4 separate regions of the Homo sapiens genome follow, and all the other regions are linked to region 2. The links are chromatin loops, found by intact Hi-C in ENCODE. Cell type or tissue: gastrocnemius medialis. All regions are shown on one strand. Links, peaks and the distances in the headings refer to the core of each region. The heading gives the core; the rest is flanking DNA. Region 1 overlaps COL23A1 (collagen type XXIII alpha 1 chain). Region 2 overlaps COL23A1 (collagen type XXIII alpha 1 chain). Region 3 overlaps COL23A1 (collagen type XXIII alpha 1 chain). Region 4 overlaps COL23A1 (collagen type XXIII alpha 1 chain).

Region 1 (7,379 bases), core at 1,083-6,082, 190 kb before region 2:
CTGTGTCACTTTCTCTTCATTAGAAGCAAGTGATTCTGTCTGGCTCATATTCAAAGGGGACAGAAGTTAGACTCTGCCTTTTTTTTTGAAACAGGTCTTTCTCTGTCACCCAGACTTGAGTGCAGTGGCATCAACTTGGATCACTGCAGTCTCCACTTTCCAGGGTCAAGTGATCCTCCCACCTCAGCCTCCTGGGTAGCTGGGACTACAGGCACGCACCACTGCACCCGGCTAATCTTTTTTATTTTTAGCAGAGACGGAGTCTTGCCATATTGCTCAGGCTGGCCTTGAACTCCTGAGCTCAAATGATCCTTCCACCTCAGCTTCCCAAAGTGCTGGGATTATAGGTTGAGCCACCACACCTGGCCCACACTCTGCCTTTTGATGGGAAGAATCTCAAAAGATGTGTGGACCTGCTTAAAACCGCTGTGCATCTGTAGGTTTCAAATTCAGTGTTCCTATTCCTTCACGCTGATTTTCACTATTCCAGAATTCAACAGAGGCTAGACTTCTCAGGGCAAGACCGTAGAAAAACTGTTATGGAACAGGCTTTATCAGATAGGCCTGACTGCTAGAGCGGGATCTTCCTTCGTCTTAAAAGTAAACAATACCTGGTTGATTTTGAGAGATGCTACCTTACAAAACAAGACTTTGAGAGTCATTATACAGCAGTGTTTGAAAGGTACACTATGATCACAGTTCATCCACACGCTTCTACTGGCCCTTTCTTGTGTGCCTGGCACCATGCTGGACACGAGGAGTTTAAATCAGGCCTGAGGTCTGGCCCCACTCACGGGAGATGTGTAGTTTCGCTGGGGAGACAGAGGCCTGGGAGCGCTTCTGCCTGTGAAGTCAGCGGTGCCTGCTTTCAGTCTATGCCCCTCGTGTCCACTCTGGGCTTGGCACAGAGGGACCGTCTGTCCCTCTATTGGTCAGTGACAGAAACTTAACTCTGAGTGGCATGACAAAATAAAGCAAAAAAATGAATTTTGTTTGTTTGATTTTGGTTTATGTAACTAGAAAGGCCACGGGTAGATTTCTCACTTCAGGCATCACTGGGTGCCAGGACTGAAGGGAGATTCCTCCCTGCACCTCAGTGTTACACAGTTGCACTTGGGGCCCCAAGAAACCAGGCGTCTGATGGTCACGCCACGTGCAGTTCCCTCCCACACTGACTCTGGGCTTCACGCCACGTGCAGTTCCCTCCCACACTGACTCTGGGCTTCACTGTGATTTGTCTGGGCCAACTGGACACTAGCAAGTGTGATACAAGTAGAGGCTGGAGGAGCCGCTTGCTCATTATGGTTGTCCTCTTGCAACACATCCTCACGGAATCCAGCCACCCAGACGTAAAGAAGCCCAGGGCTAGACTGTCGGCTGAAGAGACGCCACATGGAGAGAGTCCTTGGACGACAAGGCCATATCAGACATTCCAGACATCTTAGATAACTCCCTAAGGAGAACAGCCGCGAGGGACCTCAGCCGTAGCTCTGCGGAGCAGAACCGCCCAGCCCTGCGAGGCCATAGAATCCTGAGAAACAATACATTGATGCTTTAGGCCACTGAATTTTGGGTCATGTTGTTTTGAGGTGATAGGTAACTGATACACCGTCTCTAAGCAGTGGCAAGACAGCTGCCAAGAACTCTGGGATCAGAAATCCCAGTGGACACAAAACACCTCTTCCCTTCATTTCGGGAGAAGTGCAAGCATTGAGGGATGGACTCACTTGTTTTATTGAGATGGAGTTTCACTCTTGTTGCCCAGGCTGGAGTGCAATGGCGCGATCTCAGCGCGTCGGAACCTCCGCCTCCTGGGTTCAGGCAATTCTCCTGCCTCAACCTCCCGAGTATCTGGGATTACAGGCACGTGCCACTATGCCCTGCTAATTTTGTATTTTTAGTAGAGATGGGGTTTCTCCATGTTGGTCAGGCTGGTCTCAAACTCTGACCTTGTGACCCACCCGCCTCGGCCTCCCAAAGTGCTGGGATTACAGGCGTGAGCCACTGCGCCCGGCCTTGACTCACATTTAATGAGTGCAAGTCACTTGCTCATCTTGGAACTCATCACTGTGGCCAGGGAGTGAAGACCAGCCCAGAGATGTGTGCCCATCCCTGAAGCGAGTGGGGAGTGGGGTCAGTCCCACTGAAACCTGTGACCTGGGATGAGGGAAGGCAGGGAGAAAAATGAGGCTGTCATTAGCAGAAAAGGGGGCAGCGGAGACAGCAGAAACCACCACAGGTCTCCCCTGTAGGGAGTGTGTGAGATGGTGAAAGGGTGAATGAGTGATCGTGAGTGGGCTTAGGTGAGGAAGAGCTTTAATGAGGGCTAATATTTAAGCCAGGACTTGTCACAGGTGAGGGGCAAGGGTTTCCAGGAGGTGAGCAAGCTGAGGGGTAGAACAGGTGGCAGGAGGCCAGAGGCGGGGACTGGGGCAGTCCCAGTGCCCAGGGAGCAGGAACCGCATCTGAGGTGCACAGATGTCACAGCCAAAAGCCCCGGTATTTGCCAAAATGCCAAATGTGTTCTAGGCCTTCCCCTTGAATGTGAAATTCGGTTTTATTTTAAGAAAAGTGTCCAGGTGTTTCTGATTCATGTACACTTAAGTCATCCTTTTGTGTGTGTGAATGTGGGGAGCTATTTCATGCCAAGAAATCCTGGAAAGGTTTTATCTTGGCATTTTCCATTTCGGGCTGTATCTGAGGAACAAGACGCTGCATTTGCCTGGGGCCAAGCCCATCAGGCTTCCGCCAGGTTTCCAGTATCCAGGCTGCAGGGAGCCTGGCAGGGGCGTGGGCAGGGGCGTCTGAGTGGCAGCTTGTAGTGGAAGGCAGTGGGGTCCCCGGGAGCACACACAGCATGCACTCAGGGCTGACTGAGGTTGTGCCCCACTGGGGATGTGCAGTTGTCTCCAGGTCTTGGCAGAGGCCACCCCTCCCCTGGCCCCTCGTTGGTAACCGAGTCATGAGGACAGTTTGTACGTGGTGCTGTGCCCAGGCAAGCTTGGGACACACCATCCACCCGGGCCAGCCGCTTCCTGGAAATAGAACCTGAGCAGGAGACGTTCTCTTAGAAGGCTGCGGGGTGCCTGGAGGCCCCTTGGAGCTGGCAGAGCCCCAGGGAAGAGAGATGAGGGGGTCAACCGCTGATCTCAGGACAGACAGATGGAAAAGGCCAAGGCTCTTCACATAGAAAGTCAGGAGGCTGCAGGGACGGTGTGGAAACATCTAGACCCCGGCTCCTTCACCCCAGCACAGAAGGGAGAGCTCTCAGGGCGAGGGTGAGTGTCAGTCAGCTCAGACCAGCCCCAGGTCCAGCACTTTTGCTGCCAGCATGCCTGGTGCTGTCCCCCACTCTCCTCACCGAGGGCCCCCCGCCTTGCTGCCTCCCTGAGCCCTGCTTGTCCACACCCATCTGGGCTCCACTTCTGGGGTCCAACTTCCCCCTTTTTTGACTTGGATTTGACCCCCTTCAACACCAAGTGCCCTGCAAGATGTGGCTTGGCTTCCGGACTCAGCTTCCCCCTCCCCGTCCTGGCTGTAATTGGCCTGGGCCCTCTCCTGCCTACCACGGCACCCTGGGGTGCTAGGACAAAGGAGGCCGTCTTTTTGGAAGGCAGCGGTTTGAATGAGTAAGGATAGGAACAGTTTCATACGGCAGTTAATGGAATAAACAGGAGTGCAGGAGCGTGCGATGGACTCATTCTTTCACCCTTACAGCTGCCATTTATGGAGCCCCATGTCTGGATAGCAGAGGAGTGAGGCTGAGGGAACACTGGGGGCTGTAGTCTGAGTTTGAATCCACATTCGGGGCTCAGGTCCTTTGTGGCTTGCCTGAACCCCCTCTATCCTTGGCCCAGCAGTGGAAACACCCCATTGTAGACTCGCTAGCCCCTCTCTTCCCCCAAGAAGCTCCACGGCAGCATCAGACTCTTTTTATTGCAGATGACAGAAACATGACTCAAACTGGCTTCAGCCAGTTCAAAGAGAATTTACTGGGCTCTGGAGTTTACTGGTTTCAGGAGCCGCAGATGCCCTCCTGGTGGGCTTGCTCGCCTCTGGGTTCTGCAGTCCTGTGTGTTGGCCTCATTCTCAGGCAAACACTTCCCCACCAGGCCCATGTCCTTCTCGCTCAGCATGCCAGCAGAGTCCCATAGAGGACGTTCCCTGGTCCAGCCACAGCTACATGTCCCGTGAGCCTGTCACTGTAACTGAGAGGGTGTGGGGCTTTGCTTGGCCCCCCAGGTCAGGGGATAGAGTCAGCTCCCTGCAAACCCACATGGGCTGATCCAGGCAAAGGGGCAGTTCCCGGGGCAGCCAGAAGGGTACTACTGGAAGTATGGGAAGGATTTTGGAAAGGCAAAACCCACAGGAGTCGACCCCAGGGCCTACTCTCTCCCACATGCCTTTCCTGCTCATTCCCTGGCCCTCTGCCCTCTCTCCTTCAGGAAGCCCTCTTGGGTTACTGCAGCCCTTGTGCTTTCTTCCTTCCCAGCACTCCGAGGACACTCGCCTCCGCTGGGCCTGCCTGTGCAGTGCTGACTACCTCAAGCTGTTACCATCTTCAAGTTTGTATGAGTTTGCTTTCCCTCTAGAGGTATATGGAGGTCTTGAGGTCAGGCCTGTGTTCCTAAGGCAGCTGATGAGGTGTAAAGAGTTTTGGGCTCTTCTCCAGTGCTTCTGGCCTAGGCCGTGCTTTGCCTGTGGATACATTTTACCTGATCTTCATTTTTCATGTTAATGAAGTTTTTCCTATGAGCCTTGGACACATTATCTTTTTCCATTTTGCACTGAGTGTTTTAGATAAAGCCTTCGGGTCCTGGGGTCTGCGCGCTGTGTCGCCATTTCTTACCAGCCATGTGAGCTTAGCCTTCGGGTCCTGGGGTCTGCGCGCTGTGTCGCCATTTCTTACCAGCCATGTGAGCTTAGCCTTCGGGTCCCGGGGTCTGCGCGCTGTGTCGCCATTTCTTACCAGCCATGTGAGCTTAGCCTTCGGGTCCCGGGGTCTGCGCGCTGTGTCGCCATTTCTTACCAGCCATGTGAGCTTAGCCTTCGGGTCCCGGGGTCTGCGCGCTGTGTCGCCATTTCTTACCAGCCATGTGAGCTTAGCCTTCGGGTCCTGGGGTCTGCGCGCTGTGTCGCCATTTCTTACCAGCCATGTGAGCTTAGCCTTCGGGTCCCGGGGTCTGCGCGCTGTGTCGCCATTTCTTACCAGCCATGTGAGCTTAGCCTTCGGGTCCTGGGGTCTGCGCGCTGTGTCGCCATTTCTTACCAGCCATGTGAGCTTAGCCTTCGGGTCCTGGGGTCTGCGCGCTGTGTCGCCATTTCTTACCAGCCATGTGAGCTTAGCCTTCGGGTCCCGGGGTCTGCGCGCTGTGTCGCCATTTCTTACCAGCCATGTGAGCTTAGCCTTCGGGTCCTGGGGTCTGCGCGCTGTGTCGCCATTTCTTACCAGCCATGTGAGCTTAGCCTTCGGGTCCTGGGGTCTGCGCGCTGTGTCGCCATTTCTTACCAGCCATGTGAGCTTAGCCGAGTTATTTAACCTCTTGTTGCCCTAGTTTCTTTCTTCATCTTAAAATGAAAACACGTAGCATAAAGAGTTACGCAGTTTAGGTGGGTGGTGCGTGTGTAAATGGAGTCCCGCAGAGTGCTGGGCTCCCAGACAGCTGTTGAATGAATGAATGACTGCATTGCTGCGTGAGTGAGTGAGCGAGTGTGTGAGTGAGTGAGTGATCTGTGGGTCTGTTGTGGAGCCACATGGCCTGTTAGGGCTCTAGACAGGGGCCCTTATGAAAAAAGAAGGCCCTGCTTCAGGGGCATAGGAGGCGTCAGGCAGGCAGCAGGGCAAGAGCCAGCCCTGCCTCGGGTCAGCGTGGCCTGGAAGTTGGCCAGGTCTGCAGGAGAATGGGCAGGTGTGGCCAGGTGGTCCATGGGGGAGGAGGCTGGTACAGGCCAGAGCTGGTCAGGTCAATGCCCGACCATTTCCAGGACCTTTGCCTGTGCTGAGCATGGGTTATTTTTTTCTGGATACATCCATCCCCCATCCTTTCTGTGACAGTTCCCTGATTTCCCTTTGGGTAAAGCCCCTACCCCATTCCCAAGCTATGTATCTTGGGATGGGCTGACCCCACCACCAGGCTCTGCTGATACCCATGTGACCCAGTTATTCTCATAAGAGACAGATTCTAGGATTTTCCTGGAACTTCTGAACTAGAGAGGGTCTCTTTCCACTGGGGAGAGCGGGCAGGATGTGGTCTGGAGCTGCGGGGGGCCACAGTGTGAAGAGGGCTCCCCTGGGAATGAAGCCAACATGGAGGAAACAGAGCTGACAGATGGGGAAGGAGAGAGCCCTGGTGATGTTATTGGAGTGCCTGGATCCAGCCAGACCTGAATCTTCCTGGATTTTTCAGTCAAGAGGGGCAGTACGTTCTCTTTGTTATTTAAGCTAGCGTGACCCAGGTTCTGACCCTTGGAGATAAAGGTCCTGGCTGATACACCAGAGACCCTCCCGTATGACACAGAACCAGTGTCCCCGCAGACGCTCATTCCTGTGGAGGTTTGTATTTTTGAAGTCCTTGTCAGAGATCATGAAAAGGAAGGGTCGTAGATAGGAGAGGTCTCAGGAAATAGTGGTTGCAGTGAGTGACAGCCGTGTTCAGAGCCCAGGTAGTGTAACTTGCCTCTCCCCGTGTAACAGCTCAGGTTGTGTTGTGGCTGCGTCCCAGCAGTGATTCTTGGGAGAACAAGGATGTCAGAATCTGGAATGTGCGTTGCCTGCATTGAGCAGAGTCTCCTTCCAATTGTTCATCATTCCGGGTTTCAATGAATTTTTTTCAGAGTGTGCAGGTTTACATATGCTGTTCGGTTGGTGATGGAAACACTTACGGCCACTGATAAAGCAATAAATGAAAGGAAATGACAGGAAAGCACCATCCTCGAGCTTCCATGGACACAGAGATGAAGATTTCCATCTGTGGCTAGACAGGCGCAGAGCTTTGGAGGTGCTCCTGGCCCGTCGGTTCCCAGTGACGTGTCTTCAACTCCAGGCCGTGTAGATTGCTCAGAACTTGTGCACATCATAGAGGTTTCTCTTTCTTTTTCTTTTTTTTTTTTTTTTTTTTTTGAGACAGAGTTTCGTTCTTGTTGCCCAGGCTGGAGTGCAGTGGAGCAGTCTCAGCTCACTGCAACCTCCTCCTCCCAGGTTCAAGCGATTCTCGTGCTTCAGCCTCCCAAATAGCTAGGATTACGGGCGCGCACCACCACACCTAGCGCTCTCTCTCTCTCTCTCTCTCTGTCTCTCTCTCTCTCTCTGTCTCTCCCTCTGTCTCTCTCTCTCTCTCTCTCTCTCTATATATATATATATATATATGTGTATATATATA
Region 2 (7,379 bases), core at 1,363-6,362:
AATGCTTTTAGATGTTATTGAACACCTAATGTGTGTGCCAGCCTGTGCCGGGTTCTTACTTCACCTCACCCTCCTCAGAGCCCCAAAACTCTAGGCTTCCCTTGGGCACCTGGCTTATTCCACTCATGCTAAAGAGGGCTTCTTCGTCCCCATTAGCCTGCCACTTGGATAAGGCAAAACGAACCTCAGAAACAGACACCAAACATAGCCACCTAAAAGCTGGTGATACAGCAAGGCTATTTGCTTATCCCAAATCCTTTGGAATTCTTGGCAAAGACATGGTAGATCAATTGTAGCTCAAATATAGTGAGCAAACTGGCATTTTGCAAGAACTTTGCCAGTGAACTTTGCAACTTTGCAAGAACTGTGCAAGAAGTTCGCCACAGTGATCACTTTGCCAGTGATCACAGTGTCCTAGGTCTAGTTCCTAGACCTGGGAGCTTGCTGCGGATCTTCCTCCTTGAATTGTCCATCTATGCTGAAAGCAGGCAAGGCAGAAACTCCTTTTTGGTCTCTCCTCTTCATAGGGAGATACTGAAACTGCAGTCTCTATATGGCTGGAAGGACTGGCATATTCTAGCACAAGGGTCTCCAGATACACATGGACCAGGCCACCTGCCCTGGCTCAGTTTCAAGAAGGAATATCTGGTACATGCCCAGGCGCTGCATATTCAGCTCATGAAATAAGCAGGAAGTCATGTGATCTAAGCAGCTGACATCTTTTTGTCTTCCTTATTCCTTCTCCCGGCGCAGGGGGACCGCTCTTCCTATGGGACTGGATTAAAATTCAATTATGCCTCTTGAAATTCCTGGTTACCATGAGGTAACAGAAAGCCCTTCCATCACTTTAAATCACAGAACACACTTGTGATTTGTAAATTATGTTATCCACTCCAAAATTATTATGAACACATCATTTCTCTTCAAAGATCTGAGTGGCTAGAGGGTTTAAAATGTAGCATTCCTGTGAAATCCCACCTTTCATTTTTAATTAGGAAACATTGCTGCTGAACACGCCTCCTTGGTTGGCGCACCAGGGCAGGCCCTCCTCAACTTCCCGTTACTGTGTTTGGTCTGTGGCCCTGAGCCGCTCTGAGACTTCCCACTTACCAGGCTCCCCAGCCTCAGGGCTGCTCTTAGGGACGCCTGTGGTCTCCACCTATGGAGGAAACCCTTCGTGCCTTGAACAGAATGTCGGAACGTGCTCATCAGCCCCATCCAAGTCTGGGGTGTGGGGGAGGCACAGGCTATGTGGTCAGCTGCCTGGATCTGAGGATGTCACCTCATTACCCACTAAGTGTGTGACACTAAGAAAGCCACCTCTTTGGGCCCTGTCATCTTACCTGTAAAATTACTAATAATATTCCCACCTCCTAAGACTTGGCGGAAACGTGTGAGACAACATATGTGAAAATACCCAGACTACACCAGTCCCTTGGTTCGTGTCATCTAGTGGGGTTCGTGTCGCTGTCTTTAAGTGCAGATGGCAGGTAGGTGACAAGACCCATGTAGGTAATTTTCTTGGGAAGTGTCTCTCCCTTGAGATTTCCCATGTGTAAGGGAACACACAACTTGGGGAAATCAAACCATGGGTGCCGCTAGGTAACACTCCCAGCGGGAAGCCCTCACATGTGCAAGCAGTAATCACCGAGTTATGGTCCTCTTTGAAATGCTAATGTGGACTTGTTCCCATGAGCTTATTTCATTTGAGGAACCAGAGGCACGAAGAGGGTGGCCTGTGCCGGCCGGTGCCGCCCGGTGGCCCCCTTCCTGCCCACAAACGGAAATCATTTCTTTCGGCAAAAGGGCAGGATTGGCTTCAGGGGCATGGGCTCGATCCAGGCATGTGCTTTGGGCACGTCATGAGACTGATCTCAGAGAATTGTTGTGGGTCGTCTTGCTGATGTGGACACACCCAGCACTGCGCCGGGCACACAGTGGGAGTTTAATAAACGTGAGGTGAGGCTGCTTAGAGTCTGGGGAACTGAAACGCATCACAGCCGCACTCCAGAGAGCAGGAGGGAGGCAAGTCTGCAGTGGAGGGCAGAGAAGACCCAGGGTACCCTTAGCCCACAGCCTTGAGGACCCGGACATCCCCAGGGCATGGGGTGGAGGACAGGGAACTTGGCTGCAACCTCCCCAGCTACTCCCCTGTGGAGAAAGGGAAAACCTCTCTCCGAAGGTGCACAGGCATTTCCAAGATCTGGAAGGGGGACTGACCAGGGGCTCACGCACTGGACAGTGAGTCCAGCTGCCCCTTGGCTACCTCACGGGCCCTGTCCAGGTCTGGGGACCTCATATCACTGAGACAGGAAGAAGCAGGGTGGATCAGCCTTCCCCGTGCTGCGTTCTCTAAACTCACCCCAACACCCTGTTCTACCAGGATGGATGCTCTTGAGACCCCAGGAGCAGCCCACTTCCTCAGGGGGCCAGTCACAGGCCAGGCTTGTTCTGCAGATGGACGTCCTCCCAGGCCCGGCCTGGGGGCAGAGGCCCTGATGATCACCACCCAGGATGAGGAGCGCCAGGATGGAAGGGTGTGCAGGGGACTGTGGGCGCCTCAAGACTGAAGCCTCGGGTCCAGGAGGCAGGGGATGCCTTTCACAAAGGGCTTGATCACTGGGACCAGGCCGCACAGGCATGTTGCCAGGCAGAGGAGTGAGGACATGAAAGGGCGTGGCTGGGTGGGGAGGCAGCCTGGATAAGGGACAGAGATAAGAACTGTGGGTCCCTGCATGCAGGGATGGTGAGGGAGGACGCTGGATTCATGCCAGGGGCCCTAAGTGCCATCATCAAGAGCTGGAACTTAACCCTGCAGGCCATGGCCACAAAGGCAGCCACAGGCCAAACCCAGACTTGGAAGGTGCTGACCTTCCAGGGCTTTTTTGGCCTGCATGGTGTTTTTTAAAACATGAGTCGGCCGGGCGCGGTGGCTCACGCCTGTAATGCCAGCACTCTGGGAGGCCGAGGTGGGTGGATCACGAGGTCAGGAGTTCAAGCCCAGCCTGGCCAAGATGGTGAAACCCCGTCTCTATTAAAAATACAAAAATTAGCTGGGCACGGTGGCAGGCGCCTGTAGTCCCAGCTACTCTGGAGGCTGAGGCAAGAGAATCGCTTGAACTCGGAGGGTGGAGGTTACAGTGAGCCAAGATCGGGCCACTGCACTCCAGCCTGGGCAACAGAGTGAGACTCCGTCTCAAAAACAAACAAACAAAAAAAAACAAACCATGAGTCAAAAATGAAAAATAAGAGATATTTCACATCAAAATCCCGATGTCTGGCTTCTCTTGAAAAATGGAAAGATCTGGAAACGGTCAGTGTGAACTATCTAGGAGCCACTCCCTCTAGATAGGATATCCCGTCTCCAGGGCATCACAGTCCCCTACTCCTGGTGTCCCTCTGGCCTGGAAGTCGAGCGTCGATCACCATTTACCATGGGGCTTGCATGCTTTTTTTCTAATAAAGGTGACTTGGAACCACATCTCTGTTAAAATCAAACATAGACCAAGTGGGCTGCCTTGTGATTTTAGCTGAACGAGTCTGTTTCTTGTGTCTGTGTAACCTGTGTATCCCTGTAGGCAGCGGAGTTTGAAGCCCTGCCAGGGAGTCATGAAGGAGTTTCTCAGGATTTATAGTTGCAGACGGCAGAATCCACTGCAGCCAGTTTAAGCCAAAAGAAAAAAGGGTAGTGGGAGGTTATTCAGGGGTCCAGAGACCTCAAAGAACAGTGCCTCCAGGAATGGTTCCCAAGCTCTCCTGCCAGATCTGGAAGCTGCCTCCCAGCTGCTGGCTCAGGATCATGCTCTGTCCCCACCCAATTCTGCCGAGTCCGAATCTCACTGAGACACCTCTGATGGGTGGACCGTAAATCACACCTGCATCCTAGCAGCCAAGGCAGCAGGGAAATGTGCAGTGAGTGCTGGAAGGTGGGGCTTGCGCTGTGGAAAGCATCCAGGTGTGGAGAGGGTGACCAAAAGCTGCAGACGACCACTCCAAGCTCTGGAAAGGGAGGTAGCTTTGGTGTCTGGGGGTGTCACCAGCAGGGATCTAGCCACGCCACTCACTTTGCACCCTGGGGTAGTCCCGGAGCAGGACCTTCACACCGCCAGAAGGCTCCTGAGCACACAGTGCCAGGCCCAGCTCAGAGAGAAGGTCACCCCCAGTCTCCCAGCAGCCTCAGAGCCTGGGATGGTCCCTGGCTGGCTAGTCAGCCAGGCCTCCAGCAGCCTCCCGCAGCTGTGCCCACCCTCTAGCCAAGTGGCTTTGCTTGGCTTTTGCGTGCCTTCCTCCTGGCCTGGCCCTGCCGGCTGACTGCCCGGGCTGCCGGTCAGGACAGCTGTGTCACTATTTCGGAACTCTTTGTTCTCTTTGTGGAATTCAGAGGAAGCCTGTGCCAGCTAGGAGACTGGGCTCAGCTATTTCCCAGCAGCTGATAACAGCTGGGATTAAAAGATGAAAAACTCTGCACATGGCCCAGCCCTGCCTGTAACCCAGAAGCCAGGCGCATGTGTCTAAACTCAGGCGCCCTATGGTGTTTACTCCTGCCCCACCCTCCTGTCGGTGGCTGCCTCTGTCCTCAGAGCCTCGCCCTCCCTGCTCCGCACCCTGCCCCGAGGGCCGCGGATTCCTTGGGGACCATTTACAGGGCTCTGAGGCACCTGGCCGGGTGCCTGCTATGCAGGGCATCATATGAGCCTCACAACAATCCAGAAGACAAGTGCCATGTTATGCCCAGTTTACAGATGGGGAAACTGAGCCTCAGGGAGTGTAGGTGGCTTGCCCAGGGCCATGCAGCAGGTGACTGGAGAGCTGGGACCCACCCAGGTGTGTTTGGCCTCAAAGCCTCCACCTTCCATGACCTCACTTTCCTCTGATTTGTAGGCGCTGCAACTGCCTCTGCCAGATATACCCAGAAGGGTCATTTCTGCCTTCCAGGAGGTTCCTTTGACACAGAGCCACCCACAAGCCGCCCAAGCCAGTACCCCAGAAGGGAACATAGCATGACAGCGGAGGCAGTGCCTCTGCCAGCTTGCAACTTGGGGCCAGTCACTCCTTTTGTACTGGGCATTCGTGTTCTCATTTCACTTATTCAGCCAATACTTATGAAGCTCCTACTGTATGCCAGGCACTGGGAAATAAGAGAGACGAGGTTTATCCGGCTGAGAAGTCTGCATTCTAGCAGAATGGAAACATGCAATGAGCCAGGACAGGATGTGACAGAGTGAAGGCGGAGCTTGTTCAGTAGGACTGCCAGTGGGTGCCTCTTTGATGAAGTGACACTGAGCTGAGACCTGAGTGACAAGAAGTAGCCAGGCTGGGGAGTGGGCAGGGCTTCCCAGGCACAGAGCCCACCTGCCCTGAAAGAGGATTGTGCAGCTGGGGTGAAAGAGCAGAGAGGAGGTCCTAGTGGTTCACTGGGTAGAGGGACCTGAAATGAGAACAGAGACGTGTCAAGGGACAGATCAGACAGGGCCACACAGGCCAAGGTGAGGTGGCTGGATCTTTTTTTTTTTTTTTCTTGAGAGAGGGTCTCACTCTGTCACCCAGGCTGGAGGGCAGTGGTGCAATCTCGGCTCACTGCAACCTCAAACTCCTCAGCTCCAGCTATCCTTCTGCCTCAGCCTCCAAAGTAGCTGAGACTACAGGTGCACACCATATATGTACATATATAGTATTTTTTTGTAGAGACGAGGTCTCACCATGTTGCCCAAGTTGGTCTTGAGCTCCTGGCCTCAAGTCATCCTCCCGCCTCGGCCTGTGAACTACTGGGATTACAGGCATGGGCCACAGCGCTCAGCCATAGCTCGATCTGCACCCGTGTGCAGAGGGAGGCTTCAGACGGCTTGACCCAGTCAGGAGGGAGTAACACCACACAGGGTTGCTGTGAGGACTGAGCACCAAATAAACTGAAAGAGGTCAAAGCCGACAGAATACAGTGCGTGTGTGAGTTGAGCCTTCATAAATGGGCAGGAGACCCTAGGCCCTTCTTCTGCAGGGAGGGCAGCAGTCCCAGGGTCCCAGGGGCCCAGGCTTTTCAGGGGAAAAGCCTGCAGGGAGCATCTCTCCCCCCTGAATACTCTCCCTCCTGGGACCTTCCAGCCAGAGGACGCTACCCAGGCCTCCGCCGCCTGGATCTTTCAACTGATGGCGCCATAGTCACAGGGGATGAGGACACCAGGGAGCAGGCCACTGGTAGCTTCCATGTGAGCCTTTCTTTCTTCTTTTTTTTTTTTTTTTGAGACAGAATCTCACTGTGTCATCCACGCTGGAGTGCAGTGGCGCAATCTCGGCTCACTGCAACCTCCGCCTCCCGGGTTCAAGTAGTTCTCCTGCCTCAGCCTCCTGAGTAGCTGGGACTACAGACTCCTACCAGCACGCCTGGCTAATTTTTGTATTTTTAGTAGAGATGGGGTTTCTCTATGTTAGCCAGGCTGGTCTCGCACTCCTGACCTCATGATCCGCCTGCCTCGGCCTCCCGGTCCTGGGATTACAGGCGTGAGCCACTGGGCCCAGCCATGTGTGAGCCTTTCATCCTGCATCCAAGTGTGGGTGGACTGCGATGGCCCAGAGAGAATCTTGAGGGGACAGGTGTGACTCGGGGTCCCTAAGAGCCTGGTGGGTGCGGGGCGTTTTTGGACTTCCCTTGGCCCTACTTCTGGCTGAGAAAACAGTGGCCATTCCTGGTGGGGGTGGGTAGGCATGGGTGCTTTTTGGGGTCTGTGGACTATCTGCCTCCTGGCTGGCAGGGGGAGCCTGGGGCCTGGCTTGTGGAGAGTCTAGGGCTGGCTGACAGACTTGAGGCCCCACTCTCTTCATCTGGCTGGGATGCAGTGGGAACTGGGGCCCCGTCCAGTTGTCTGAGCAATGGAAGCCGACTCGGGTGAATTCGAAAGTCAGACAAAGCGGATTTCCATGTTGGCTGGGTCATCTGCAGAAGAAATCAGATACAGTAGTTTTCACCTGGGAATAAATTTGTTTCACGAAATTTGGAAATCAATTTGGCAGTGAACTTTCTAGCAGGCTATGGGGGACAGTGAGCAGAAAATCCAGCTGACACTTGAAACCTGAAATTGGCCACCTGGAGGGGGGCTTTCTGCCTGACAAAGGGGCTTTGAGCTGCCAGAGCTGACAGTGCTCGTTGGCTGGGGAGCCTGAGGTCTGATCCAGCACCCCCAAAGCTAGAGCCTCCCGGGGTTGGCTGTGTTCGTGCCCATTTCTGTATCGGCAGGTAGCCCTCATTGTCTGCTTCTCAGCATTCTTATTGTTGCTGGTGTTTCCTTTCCTGACCTCTCTGCCCTTCTGGAAGTAGTGAAAATGAATTTGTACATTCAGTCTCCACCCTTAACTACCAGGCTCCTCTTATTTTTCTAATAGACCCC
Region 3 (7,379 bases), core at 1,029-6,028, 96 kb before region 2:
AGCCAAAGTGACCACAGACAACTTTGATATGACTCTTCTCCAAGTGAGATATTTCGTGACTGCCAATGTGTGACAATTCAAGAAGGTGGCTGTATTAGTTTCTTGTGGACGCTGTAGCAAATTATCACAAACTTGGTGGCTTAACACAACACAGATCTAGTCTCTTAATGTTCCTGAGGCCGGAAGTTTGCAATGAGTCTTTTGAAAGGCTGAAATCAAGATGGTGGCAGGGCAGCTTCCTTCTGGAGGCTCCAGGGGAGAATCCGTTCTTTGCCTCTTCAGCTCCTGGCCGCTGCCAGCGTTCCTTGGCTTGTGGCTGCATCACTCCAGTCTCTGCTCCATGGCCACATCGCCTACTTCTCTTCTGTATCTGATCTTCCACTTTGACATTTGTGATTACGTCTGGGGCCAAACTAATCTAGAATAGTCTCCCCGTCTCGATATCCGGAACTTCATCACATCTGCAGTTTCTGTTCCCACAGAAGGAACCATTCGCGGGTTCTGGGGATTAGGGAAGGGCTATCTGTGGGGAGCCACTATTCTGTCAACCGTAGTGTCTTTGGGAACTTCACCATGGCAGCTGTGTCCCAGAACAGTCTGTGTGTGAAGAGGTGTCTGCCCCCAGAACGAGCTTTCCAAAACCAGCTCTGACCAGGACACACCCTGCGTGTGACAGGAGGGCAGTTCCTGAGTTTTGCAACCCCAAGCCCAGCTCCCCACTGGCAGCCTGGGCCCACTGGCCTTCCTGGGATCCTTCTCATGCCTCTGTCACTGTCATTCAGCATCCTCAGCCCACCCACTTGCCATCCCATAAGCTGGCGGTGCTCCCTCTATGTCTTTGCTCACACCGCACTTACTGCCTGGGGCTCTGGTCTCCCTCCCCTGCCTGGAGAACTCTGCTCCTCCTTCCTAGCCCGTCTCCCTCTGGCATCTCTTCCTCCACCATCTCCCTGCCCTGTGCTCCTGCAGCAGGCCGCTCATGTCTTTACGTCTGTATGAACTCACCCAGGGCATCACGTGAGGGCTGTGGGATGCTGCCTGACTCCCAGGTAGGGACTCACCTACCTCTGTACCCACCATACCTAGCAACCACAAGGCACCACCTATGCATGGCTGGGAGAGAATATCACAGACCCAGATCCCAGGGTCTGGGACACAGCACTCAGAAAATGTGACTAGTGTTGAATCAAGCAAATGGATTATTTTGTTCTCATTTTATCAGAATGCTCTATTTCCCAAGTTGCCATTGAAAGAAACCATCCAACTTTGTTAGTTTCCTTTCTCAGTCTCCTACCTGGACATCAGGCAGGAGCCCAGTATTCTCTGCACGCTCACACTCTGTGCTCACTCTGCTGCGCACGTCACACGTGGACATACATGGATCTTTCCCACGGAGGTGAGAGCCAGGGTATTGGCAGCCCCTAGGAAGAGAGAAGCTCGCCTCTCACGAGCACAGAACTACTCTTCTTTCCTTGTCTTCCCACGTCCCATTGTGTCCTTTCCAGGGGACTATGAGCCCCAGGATGGAATTGTGCAACTGGTGCCATTGATGTCCTTAGGAAATCGGAACCCGTTTCTGGAATTCTTGACAGTGAGTGGCAGAATTCCAGTGGGCAGAGACCCAGGAACCTGGGGCCCCAGTGAAGTCACCTGTGTGTCTTTGTTAATTGCTTGCATGGGAGAAATTCCTTATGGGGTGTGATCGTTCTCGGGAGACAGGAAATGAATGTCCAATCAAGATAATGCAGCATATTCTGGATTAAGGTCTCGAAGTGACAGTTCCACCCAGAAGTTTCTGGTGCTCTTAAAAGTTCAGCATGACAGGCTGAGGCACGTGGGTCTTTCCAGGTGCACCTCAGGGGACAGAGTACCTGGCTGACCTCCCTGGCTGAACATACTTCCTGGGGACAGGTTGTGAAAGCTGACTCCAGAGCCTGCCTGGACAAGGAACATGAAAGGGCGACCCTGCACAGGGAAAGGCACGGTCAGTGGGGACAGAACTGTAGCAGAGTTCTAGCCATGCCTGGGGAGTGGTGCAGAGGGAGGTGGGGTTAGAGCCAGGCCATAGGTCAGGGAAAGGAAGTAGGGCCACACTGTAGACCCTCTAAGCAGAGGCTCAGACACTTGGACGGTAGCCAGTAGGCCATGGGGAGCCATAGAGGGTGGTGCAGGGAGGGACACAGTCAGGGCCATGTGCTCAGATCCCTCTGGCGTCAATGTGGAAAATGAGCTGGGGGAGGCAGTAGGGAGTGTGCAGTGTCCAGGCGAGAGTGCGTGCAGCCTCACCAGGAAGACCAGGAAGCGGCACTCAATGAATCTACATTTTACGCATGAAAAGAAGGGAGTGAGGGGAGCCAAAATTCTGCATTCATCTCCCACTCACTAAATCTACAGTTTACACAAGCTAAAGTAAGCATGCGACACTGCAGCTATCTGTTTGGGAAGAAAAGGAAGGCAGTTTTTGCCTGACTCAGTTTCTGAGCTTAACTTTCGCTTTGGCATGGTGAGTTTGAGGTCCTGGCATTTTGTTTTTCTTTCACACCGTGAGGCTCAGGCCGGGGAAGCAGGGCAACTTTCTCTAGAGGAAGGCAGAGGAGGGGCCCTTCGCTCGTGGGGTGTGGAGGGGAGGCCTGTGGTGTGGTGTGGGGTGCTGGGCTTGAGGTAGACGGGCCTGGTGGCGCCCCAGCTCTGCCCTGTGACCTTGGATGAGTCCCGGCCTTTCCCGAGGCGCATGCCCCATCCACTGCAGGATGAGGTAATACCCACCTCCCCAGGCTGTGAGGAGCTGTAAAGGCGCTGAAATGCCCTGGTGCCTGGCATGGGGCCCAACATACCTAAGTATTTGCCTGGCCCTCCCCGCACCTGGTTTACAGAGCAGTCGCGTGCCCCAGCCAATCACGAGCAGAAAAGAAGGTACACCCGCACCCCGGGTGCTGGGCCTGGGCAGCACTGGGGTGTGGTAGGGTCTCAGGACACTCACGGAGGGCCTGCCTGTCTGTGTGCGGGTAGGGAGCTGGCTTGGAAACAATAGGGAGGCAAAGGCAGCCCTGCCCCCACCCCCACGAGGCACCACTCCAGGGGCAGAGTTGCTTGCAGACCCTGCTTGCACAGCCCCCATCTGGGCAGATGAGCAGTTAAAATCCTAACACTGAGCCCAGTTCAGGAACAAAATGAGGCCCTGAAATGAATGATCACAGGCCAAGAGAGTGACAATGTCCTGGAGAAGCAGAAAACATCCTGTCCCCAGCCCAGCCCCAGCACACAATCCGGGCGCTGACATAATGAGGTCAGGAGAAGAGGCTGCCATCCTGGCTCGGGGGCTAAAAAGGCCTGGGCCGGGCAGGGGCTGCCAGCCAGGAGGAGCATCCAAGAGGCCCCGCTGGGCACCCTGCCGCGGCTCCTGGACACAGAGCACAGGCCCAGCTGGCAGTCACTCCGGACACTCACTCAGTCCTTGTCACAAGGAGTTCCGAGCAGCAGAATGAGGAAGGGGCCCTGGAAGCTGCCCCTGGTTCCCTGTTATCTTGGTAGGTTTTGATCCAGGAAGGCTCCTCCTCGTGCAAAGAGCTGGCTCCATGGTCCTGCAGGTTCTAGAGGGGATGGCCAGCCTCGGGGACTGCCCAGGGCACCTTCTTGGCTGGAGAGATGGCATCTTGGGAAGCCAGAGACCCTTCTCCCAGGAAATGCCTCGGGGAGCCCACAGCAGAAGGCTTGGTCACCTAAGGGGACACGATTGCTCAGGACTTTGGATTCCTCGTTCTCTTTTCCCTGTGATATCTGAGCCAGTGAGCATAGATGTGGGCTTTTGATGATACCCTCATTGCTGGAAAGGCTGGACTGGAGGAGAGGGCTTGGACCAGAGCCAAATTGGCTTCCTAATACTCCTTCCTCCCTGGATCAGGGATCAACATCCCCCACCAGAGGGTACATTCCTTAGAATTAATAAACCAATGACATGCCATCACCCAAACTCCACAGTTAACATTAGGGGACCACTCCTGGTGCTGGACAGTCTGTGGGTTTGGATAAATACACAATGACATGTATCCACCATTATAGTATCATACAGAATAGTTTCACTGTCCCCCAAATCCCCCGTGCTCCAACTATTCATCCCTCCCTCCCCCAGCCCCTGGCAACGAGTGATCTTTTCACCATCTCCATAGTTTTGCCTTTCCCAGAATGTCATCTAGCTGGAATCACAGCATGTGGCCTTTTCAGATAGCTTCTTTCTCCTAATAATATGCATTTAAGCTTCCTCCATGTCTGTTCCTGGCTTGAGAGCTCATTTCTTGTCAGCATTGAATAATAGAATATTATTCAGTGCTAAATATTATGTAGCTAAATAATATCCCAAACTGTGGCTGTACCACAACTTACCTACCCACTCACCTACTGAAAGACATCTTGGCTGCTTGCAGGTTTGGAAATTATGTATAAAGCTGCTATAATCATCTGTGTTCAGGCTTTTGTATGGACATACGTTTTCAGCTTCTTTGTGTAAATACCAAGGAGCAAGATAGCTGGAGCATATGGCAAGAGTATGTTTAGTTTTGTAAGAAACTGCTAAGCTGTATTCCAAAGGGCCTGTACCCTTCTGCATTCCCACCAGCAATGGACGAGGCTTCCCAATACTCCACATCCCTGCCAGCATCTGGTGGTTCAGTGTGCTGGATTTTGGCCATACTCATAGGTATGTAGTGGTATCTCATCATCATTATTATTATTTTTTGAGACACAGTTTTGCTCTTGTCGCCCAGGCTGGAGTGCAATGGTGTGATCACTGCAACCTCTGCCTCCCAGGTTCAAGCAATTCTCCTGCCTCAGCCTCCCCAGTTCCTGGGATTACAGGTGCCCACCACCATGCCTGGCTAATTTTTTTGGTATTTTTAGTAGAGACGGGGTTTCACCATAATGGCCAGGCTGGTCTCGCACTCCTAACCTCAAGTGATCCACCTGCCTCGGCCTCCCAAAATGCTAGGATGACAGGCGTGAGCCACCACACTGGCCTCATCGTTATTTTGGATCTGCACTTCCCTGATGGCATATGATGGGCAGCGTCTCTCGTATGCTTATTTGCCATCATCTATGTTCTTTGATGAGGAATCTGTGAAGGCCTTTGGCCCATTTTTAACGGGGCTGTTCGCGTTCTTATTGTTGAGTTTTAAGAGTTCTTTGTATACTTTGGATAACAGTCCTTTATCAGATGTGCCTTTTGCAAATATTTTCTCTCTCTCTGCGGCTTGTCTCACAGTCCGGTCTTCAAATGGCTGCTTCGGATCCCGCAGCAGTAGGGAAGTTGGTGGGGTGGCAGGCTGCAGGGGGTGGTGTGCGGCATCCACCACTTCTGGCGGCTCATCTACAGGGATGGACCACAGCCAGAGCAGGATCTGCGCCCGGATGGCAGCACAGAGCGCGATCGCAGGTGGAAGCTGGTCTGTGTCCGGCAGTGGGACATGCGTGGGAGTGTGCACGAAAACAGGGTGGCCCAGGCATTCCCAATGGGGCAGCCACTAGACATGGTAAACACAGAGGTGAAGAAGCAACACAGAAAAACGTGGGTCATCTAATGAGGAAGGGGAGAATGCAAGACGAAAAGCGATGAGCTGAAGTTGAGACTAAGAGGGCATTTGCACAAGGCTGTAGACTAGGTAGGAATCCACAAAGATACGGAGAATTCTCTTGGGTTGATGGGCTTGAGGGTGGGTTTTTCTCTTTTTCATTTTTCAAACAGTGGATAATGGTCTTATAGATCTTTGTTTATGAAATAATTATTTGTATACAAAATGCCTGATGTCTAACATCTCTGCTGCCTTTCCTGACCACACTAAACGGAGACTTCTACAAAGACACTGAAGGAAGCGGCAGGAATGTGAGCCCCTTTGGTTGCCCCCCCTGCTGTGGAGAGAATAGAGGAGGGAGTTCCCACCTCAGAGGTGAACTCAGGACCCCACCGTGGCACCTTTTCTGGGTGTGTGTTCACCGGAGCACAAGTCCATCGGGAGCGGCTGGCCCCCAGCCCTCTGAGCCCCATGGGCAGGCAGTAGCAGAAGATGCCTCTGCCACGGCACTCTCAAGACACAAATTCATCAGGCTCTCCTGGTTAGTCAATATCAAAGCATCTTTCCAAGTAAAAGCCGAGAGCAGATAGCAAGACAGTCATTGGAGGCAGATGCTGGTGCACTGCAGCCATCTTTGAAGCTGCAGATGGCCGGCCTGCCATTCACCGCGGCTTCTCCCAGCCCCTCCAGTTGCCGGCAGACCCAAACTCTGCATTCATTGAGTACCACTGAATGCCAGACGTGTGTTGGCCGGTTGCACCACTGATATCTCGTTTGATTTCCATACATCTCAAAACTGCCCTGTGGTGTCAATGTTCAGATCCACCTTTTTGCGGATGAGGAAACTGAAACAGAGGTGAGCGCGGGAAACAGCCACCATTGGCTTTATTTTATTTTTATTTATTTATTTATTTATTTATTTATTTATTTATTTATTTATTTTGAGATGGAGTCTTGCTCTGTTGCCCAGGCTGGAGTGCAGTGGCGCGATCTCGGCTCACTGCAACCTCCACCTCCTGGGTTCAAGCGATTCTCCTGCCTCAGCCTCCCGAGTAGCTGGGAGTACAGTCATAAGTTACCATGCCCGGCTAATTTTGTATTTTTAGTAGAGACCGGGTTTCCCCATGTTGGTCAGGCTGGTCTCGAACTCCTGACCTCAGGTGATCTGCCTGCCTCAGCCTCCCAAAGTGCTGGGATTACAGGCATGAGCCACCAAACCGGCCGCAACCCTTTACCCTTTGCTTTGGATTTTACAGGCTGCTTTGCGTTTTTCTCCGCTGGCCAGGCATGCGTTGTCTCCATCTTACAGAGGAAGAAATTCTATGCCCCAAGGCATGTCAGTGGTCGGTGGAGAGAGGCTGAAGCCTCCAGAACTGGATGGCAGCCTGGGCGCTCGCTTCCCTGACAGTCCATCTCCTGAGGAGGAGGCGAGGCCAGGACCCCTCTTGGGTTTTCTCCAATGAGCGGGGTGCCCTAGATCACTTACTGAACCCCCTCTGTGTGGTATTTTTACACCCATGATAACACTGAATCCTCCAGAAGGCCTGGGGGAGTTGGGAGGAGAGATTATCATCTGCATTTTATGGATTCAGTGTCTGTAACTCAGAGGATAAATAACTTGCCAGGGCGGCCCAGCTAGTGCTGTCAGACCCTGAGCCATAACTGTGACAGCTCAGGTTTAATTGGGGGATTTTTACTTCAAGGAAGAAAGTCTAGGACCATTAGTCCTGACCTGCAGAACCGCGAATGACTACAACTGCCCTTATATTCCAGTTCTGAGCGTTGCCGGTGTGTCTTGTCCTGGCCCTAGCACTGCCT
Region 4 (6,570 bases), core at 293-5,292, 64 kb before region 2:
TGCTTTCCCCCGTGCAGGGGCGTGGGCCTTGTGTTGACAGCCTGCCGTCAGCTGCTCCCTTCCATGTTCCCAGCAATCGGCTCAACAAGGTGGCCCAGTCACAAACAAGAGAGACTGGCTTCAACAAAAAGGAGAAGGTGCTGGCTCCCAAAATGTAAAAGTGTTGGACTGGGCTAGCTTCAGCCATGGCTGGATCCAGCAGCTAGTGAGTGCTGGCAGGATCCTCCGTCTCTGTCTATCTTTACTTTTCCTCCCTCTCCCTCCCAGGGGCCCTCCCTTTGACTCCTGACTCTCTCTCTTCTCTGTGCTGGCTGCTCACAGCTGCAGCTCCCCAGCACGTGAGGGAGGGAGGGGCAGCAGAAGGCAGGTCCTGGGGCTGCTGACCTCCTGCTCAGAAACACCACACTCCATGTCAGTGATTTTCCTTTGTGAGGAGCCATCTGATCAGGATGTATTTCGATGCCAGCATCCGTGTGCATGACCTTGGACCAGGTGCCCCTTCCAGCCCCAGCAACTGAAGCCCACAAGCCCAGGGCCCTCTGCCCGTGCACAGGGACCCTGCAAGGGCACTGCTGTACGCTGGAGCTGAGCAGTCATCCCGGAGTGACGCAGAATGCAGTCTCTCCACCCGTGTGTTTACCAGCGCCTGGTGGGGCAGCTCGTCAGTGCCAGGCTGTCTGGGTGCTGGGATGCAAAGAAGAAAACGCTAAGACCTGCCCTGAGCACTCACAGCCTAACGAGAGACATGTTGTTAGCACAAGACGTGCCTAGGGGATCCCTTTCCTATGAGAACAACGGGTCCCTGAAAGAGGCCTTTTAATTTCATAATAAATAGTGAACAAAGGTTTCCTTGGGACTAAATCTTGAAAATAGAAACCGAAAATTGTAAAAATGAATTAATTTTACATTTAACAATATTTAAGCTATAACTCTGGGAGAAGTATTTTTGGTGGGGGAACAGAGTCTCATTCCGTCTCCCAGGCTGGAGTGCAGTGGCTCAATCTCAGCTCACTGCAGCCTCCACCTCCCAGGTTCAAGCAATCCTCCCACCTTAGCCTCCCAAGTAGCTGGGACTATAGGCACGTGCCACCACGCCCAGCTAATTTTTGTATTTTTAGTAGAGATGGGTTTTTGCCATGTTGCCCAGGCTGGTCTTGAACTCCTGACCCAATGTGATCCGCCTGCGTCGGCCTCTCAAAGTGCTGGGATTACAGGCGTGAGCCACCATGCCCAGCTGAGAATTTTTTTAAATAAAAAAAAGAATAATTTTTTCTCTTTGGAGTTATTTTACAAATAAACGTGTGAAAGCACATGAAGACTGTTCACATCTGAACGCCACAGCATGTTGATAAAGGGAGTTATTCGTGCACAAATATTCAAAGGCTCTGTCACTTTTCCTATATGGCTTTCCTGATCTTTTTTACCCAAGTTGCTCTCTTTTGACATGGCCAACATGCCCTTATTATCCTCTTTGGTTAACTGGGTTCACTCTGCCAAGACCCAGCCCCATTTGTTGATGTCTCGGCATCAGACCCAGGCAGTGTTACAGCATCACTCACATCAACTTCATGAAATTCTGCAACTTTTTTTTTTTTGACATGAAGTCTCACTCTGTCACCAGGCTGGAGTGCAGTGGTGTGATCTCTGCTCACTGCAGCCTCTGCCTCCAAGGTTCAGGCTGTTCTCCTGCCTCAGCCTCCTGAGTAGCTGGAACTACAGGCACGTGTCACCACACCCAGCTAAGTTTTGTATTTTTAGTAGAGACGGGGTTTCACCATGTTGGCCAGGATGGTCTCAATCTCTTGACCTCGTGATCTGCTCTCCTCAGCCTCCCAAAGTGCTGGGATTACAGGCATGAGCCACTGCACCCAGCCGAAATTCTGCAACTTTTTACAACATCTGTGGCTTCACTTGCAGTGGATTCGCATCACATTATTACAGGCACAGATAACCTCCTCAAACAGCAGGTGCATTTATGGCATGTAACGGTTATCCAGGCGCTGTCTAACCAAGACAGCGGCATGAGTGGGGGCGGATGCCCGTGAACAGGCAGGTGTGTCTGGGGGCACTGATGTTAGAAGGGGCAGTATAGTTGTGAGTTCTGTGTCCTGATGACTTTGGCTTCTTCGTTAAGCCTCAGTTACTGAATCCTCGCTGTACTTTTAAGTTTTCTCCCCCGAAACATATGTCTGATCCGTTGCAGCTGTGGGTCCTTAAATCCTTGCCCCGCCTCACTCCTGCGAGAGGCCTGCCGGAGCGCCCCCTCCTTGCGTCTTGCTAACGCAGCATCCCTGCCGTTTTCTTTTGCTTTGTCTCCCCCTCAGCTCTGCCCCCGGTGTATCCGAAGTGCTGAGTGGATGTTGGTGGCGGCAGGAAGGAGTGAATTAATGACCAGGCCAGCCTGACTCCAAGGTGGTACTGAGTAGGTCCTGCCAGCCCAGCCATGCTGCCACTGAGGCCCAGCACAGCCCTTCCTGGAGGCTGGGTGCACAGCCAGGCTTGGAGCAAGCCGAGTCCCAGAAAGCCTCTGCGAGTCCTTCCTGACACGCAGAGGGGACTGCTGATGGTCTGACTCCCATCTGCTACACATGGGGACAGGTGGCCCCTCAGTGCCAGATCTTTGACGTTTGTTCACTGGACACCAGGGAAGCCCCAGATGCTCAGCTGTTCTGCTCTTTGAAGTCCACGCCAAACAGTCCTGGGCAGGAGCCCAGAGCGCCTGCCCGCCGGGGAGAGACTCTCGGAGGACAGCCGGGGCCGGAACCAAGCCTGGACGTTTGGAGCTGAGAGCCGAATGCCCAGAGCGCCTGCCCGCCGGGGAGAGACTCTCGGAGGACAGCCGGGGCCGGAACCAAGCCTGGACGTTTGGAGCTGAGAGCCGAATGCCCAGAGCGCCTGCCCGCCGGGGAGAGACTCTCGGAGGACGGCCGGGGCCGGAACCAAGCCTGGACGTTTGGAGCTGAGAGCCGAATGCCCAGAGCGCCTGCCCGCCGGGGAGAGACTCTCGGAGGACGGCCGGGGCCGGAACCAAGCCTGGACGTTTGGAGCTGAGAGCCGAATGCCCAGAGCGCCTGCCCGCCGGGGAGAGACTCTCGGAGGACGGCCGGGGCCGGAACCAAGCCTGGACGTTTGGAGCTGAGAGCCGAATGCCCAGAGCGCCTGCCCGCCGGGGAGAGACTCTCGGAGGACGGCCGGGGCCGGAACCAAGCCTGGACGTTTGGAGCTGAGAGCCGAATGCCCAGAGCGCCTGCCCGCCGGGGAGAGACTCTCGGAGGACAGCCGGGGCCGGAACCAAGCCTGGACGTTTGGAGCTGAGAGCCGAATGCCCAGAGCGCCTGCCCGCCGGGGAGAGACTCTCGGAGGACAGCCGGGGCCGGAACCAAGCCTGGACGTTTGGAGCTGAGAGCCGAATGCCCAGAGCGCCTGCCCGCCGGGGAGAGACTCTCGGAGGACAGCCGGGGCCGGAACCAAGCCTGGACGTTTGGAGCTGAGAGCCGAATGCCCAGAGCGCCTGCCCGCCGGGGAGAGACTCTCGGAGGACAGCCGGGGCCGGAACCAAGCCTGGACGTTTGGAGCTGAGAGCCGAATGCCCAGAGCGCCTGCCCGCCAGGGAGAGACTCTCGGAGGACAGCCGGGGCCGGAACCAAGCCTGGACGTTTGGAGCTGAGAGCCGAATGCCCAGAGCGCCTGCCCGCCGGGGAGAGACTCTCGGAGGACAGCCGGGGCCGGAACCAAGCCTGGACGTTTGGAGCTGAGAGCCGAATGCCCAGAGCGCCTGCCCGCCGGGGAGAGACTCTCGGAGGACAGCCGGGGCCGGAACCAAGCCTGGACGTTTGGAGCTGAGAGCCGAATGCCCAGAGCGCCTGCCCGCCGGGGAGAGACTCTCGGAGGACAGCCGGGGCCGGAACCAAGCCTGGACGTTTGGAGCTGAGAGCCGAATGCCCAGAGCGCCTGCCCGCCGGGGAGAGACTCTCGGAGGACAGCCGGGGCCGGAACCAAGCCTGGACGTTTGGAGCTGAGAGCCGAATGCCCAGAGCGCCTGCCCGCCGGGGAGAGACTCTCGGAGGACAGCCGGGGCCGGAACCAAGCCTGGACGTTTGGAGCTGAGAGCCGAATGCCCAGAGCGCCTGCCCGCCGGGGAGAGACTCTCGGAGGACAGCCGGGGCCGGAACCAAGCCTGGACGTTTGGAGCTGAGAGCCGAATGCCCAGAGCGCCTGCCCGCCGGGGAGAGACTCTCGGAGGACAGCCGGGGCCGGAACCAAGCCTGGACGTTTGGAGCTGAGAGCCGAATGCCCAGAGCGCCTGCCCGCCGGGGAGAGACTCTCGGAGGACGGCCGGGGCCGGAACCAAGCCTGGACGTTTGGAGCTGAGAGCCGAATGCCCAGAGCGCCTGCCCGCCGGGGAGAGACTCTCGGAGGACGGCCGGGGCCGGAACCAAGCCTGGACGTTTGGAGCTGAGAGCCGAATGCCCAGAGCGCCTGCCCGCCGGGGAGAGACTCTCGGAGGACGGCCGGGGCCGGAACCAAGCCTGGACGTTTGGAGCTGAGAGCCGAATGCCCAGAGCGCCTGCCCGCCGGGGAGAGACTCTCGGAGGACGGCCGGGGCCGGAACCAAGCCTGGACGTTTGGAGCTGAGAGCCGAATGCCCAGAGCGCCTGCCCGCCGGGGAGAGACTCTCGGAGGACAGCCGGGGCCGGAACCAAGCCTGGACGTTTGGAGCTGAGAGCCGAATGCTGCTTAGCATGACTAATTAGCTCAACTAATTCCCCTCAGCCCTTGCCCGAGACCCAGGGCCTTGTAATTCTAGCCCTGCTATGTCCCACTTGTGACCCTGGGGAGGCATACCATCTCTCTGGGCCTCAGTTTCCCCATGTGTAGCAGATGGGAGTCAGACCATCAGCAGTCCCCTCTGCGTGTCAGGGTGGACTCAGGAACCAGGAGGCTGAACTTGCAGCCAAATGCTAGCTAAGGATGATTTTCAGTTTACCCAAAGATGTGAACCTTCAGGCCACACAGTTTAGCTGTGAACACCATGTTGAGGCCGGAACATCGTGGCTTTTGAAATGAGTTAATTTCTTGGAGCAGGAAAAGTACCCCGTGCTGTCAATACAGTTGTCTTCCTTGGAGATCTTCAGGGAGTGAGCTGAGAGAGGGCTGGTGGGGCTGCCTCTGCATTCCTGGGGTGGGGCTGCAGGCCCTATGCAGCCTAGCAGGTGTTCTCCAGCTGGGAGTGGCTCCGAGTTGAGGGCTCAGGGTTGACTCACCCAGTGTGTGGCAGGCACTGTTCTGTGCCAGCCTCTGGGCTGACTGAGCATCAGGGCATGGGTTAAACCTGTACCGGACCTGCCCTCAGGAGGCTCCAGGCCTGCAGGGCAGGACAGGTGCAGATAGTGACTGTATGCTCTGCCTGTGCTGGAGCCCTGGGCCTCCTCCTTGCCTGTCCTGCCTCTGCTTCCTCCCTGAAGCTTCCCTTCCTCCTGCCCTCCCAGGTCTTTCGCTCCAGGTTTGATAGTCTGTGGCCACACTGAGCACCTGCTTCCTTGGGACCAAGGGGTTATGTCCCATCCTTCTGTCAGGGCACCTGGTGGGCAGGGTTGGGGTGGGTCCTCCCCACTCCTTGGCACCCTTGGAAAATCAGTTGAAAAGAGGGAAGAAGCCAGGCTTGGTAGCTCACACCTATAATCCCAGCACTTTGGGAGGCCAAAGCAGGTGGATTACTTGAGGTTAGGAGTTTGAAACCAGCCTGGACAACATGGTGAAACCCCATCTGTACAAAAATTAGCCAGGCGTGGTGGTGCACACCTGTAGTCCCAGTTACTTGGGAGGCTGAGGCAGAAAAATCGCTTGAGCCCGGGAGGTGGAGGTTGCAGTGAGCAGAGATTGCGCCTGGGTGACACAGCAAGACCCTGTCTGGAAAAAAAAAAAAAAGGAAAAGAGGGAAGAGAGTCTTGATTGATGATTTTTATCAATTTCCTTCCACATGCATTGGGAGCTGGTCTCACATGATCTGAATGGTGCCAGGGAAATTTTTTTATTGTAGTAAAACATACATAACATAAAATGTACCATCTTAACCATTTTTAAGTGTACAGTTCAGTGGCATTAAGTATATTCACGTTGTTGTGCAACCATCATCAGAACTGTTTACATCTTGCAGAACGAAAACTCTGCACCCATTAAGCCATAACTCCCCATTCCTCCTCCCCACAGCCCTGGCACCCACCATTTACTTCCCATCTTTATGACTTGGAGTACCCTGGCTTGGCTCATCCAGCATTTGTCCTTCCGTGACTTCTTCTTTGTGGCTTCTTTCATTTAGCGTAACATCCTCAAGGTCCATCCGTGCTGTCGCATGTGTCAGAATTTCCTTCCTTTTTAAGGCTGAAAACTATTCCATTTAAGGCTAATGCTCCCTGCCAGGGCCATCTCTCGAGCCAGATGTTTTATATGCATGCAACAAATCGTTTACTTCGGCAACAATGCACGGTTGGGAGTTCGAAGGCCTGAGCTTGAGCTGCTTTTCTGCCAGGCACCCGCTGTGGGTCCTTGGGCTCTTGTCCTGCCTGAGTC

The links. A loop is a pair of places that touch in the nucleus more often than their neighbours do. Peaks named below come from ENCODE experiments on the same cell type or tissue, not always from the same donor. Only the 100,000 strongest peaks of a DNase experiment are listed, where the experiment ranks them.
Region 1: it touches region 2 in a loop (3-fold over the local background); 2 of 110 quality-filtered maps call a loop at or near these places.
Region 3: a loop joins it to region 2, with 7 times the contacts of the local background. A loop is called at or near these places in 7 of 110 quality-filtered maps.
Region 4: a loop joins it to region 2, with 10 times the contacts of the local background. A loop is called at or near these places in 6 of 110 quality-filtered maps.

The regions. Positions count from the first base shown.
Region 1 is chr5:178,523,169-178,530,547 of GRCh38, reverse strand. The region is part of intron 2 of COL23A1 (collagen type XXIII alpha 1 chain); the gene reads left to right. Among named protein-coding and RNA genes, the nearest start is that of COL23A1, 64 kb to the left of the region's middle. RefSeq lists enhancers at 3,421-4,169, 4,546-5,745. In gastrocnemius medialis, for the core only: no CTCF peak of the experiment used is centred there; a DNase peak (open chromatin) is centred at 2,997; H3K27ac peaks cover 3,306 bases.
Region 2 is chr5:178,328,795-178,336,173 of GRCh38, reverse strand. The region is part of intron 2 of COL23A1 (collagen type XXIII alpha 1 chain); the gene reads left to right. Among named protein-coding and RNA genes, the nearest start is that of PHYKPL, 100 kb to the right of the region's middle. RefSeq lists an enhancer at 4,304-4,910. In gastrocnemius medialis, for the core only: no CTCF peak of the experiment used is centred there; DNase peaks (open chromatin) are centred at 2,663, 4,383, 4,928, 5,233 and 1 weaker place; H3K27ac peaks cover 2,624 bases.
Region 3 is chr5:178,424,547-178,431,925 of GRCh38, reverse strand. All of the region lies in intron 2 of COL23A1 (collagen type XXIII alpha 1 chain), which reads left to right. Among named protein-coding and RNA genes, the nearest start is that of COL23A1, 160 kb to the left of the region's middle. In gastrocnemius medialis, for the core only: no CTCF peak of the experiment used is centred there; DNase peaks (open chromatin) are centred at 1,926, 2,795 and 3,345; H3K27ac peaks cover 3,010 bases.
Region 4 is chr5:178,393,011-178,399,580 of GRCh38, reverse strand. The region is part of intron 2 of COL23A1 (collagen type XXIII alpha 1 chain); the gene reads left to right. Among named protein-coding and RNA genes, the nearest start is that of PHYKPL, 160 kb to the right of the region's middle. In gastrocnemius medialis, for the core only: no CTCF peak of the experiment used is centred there; DNase peaks (open chromatin) are centred at 2,630 and 5,270; H3K27ac peaks cover 1,259 bases.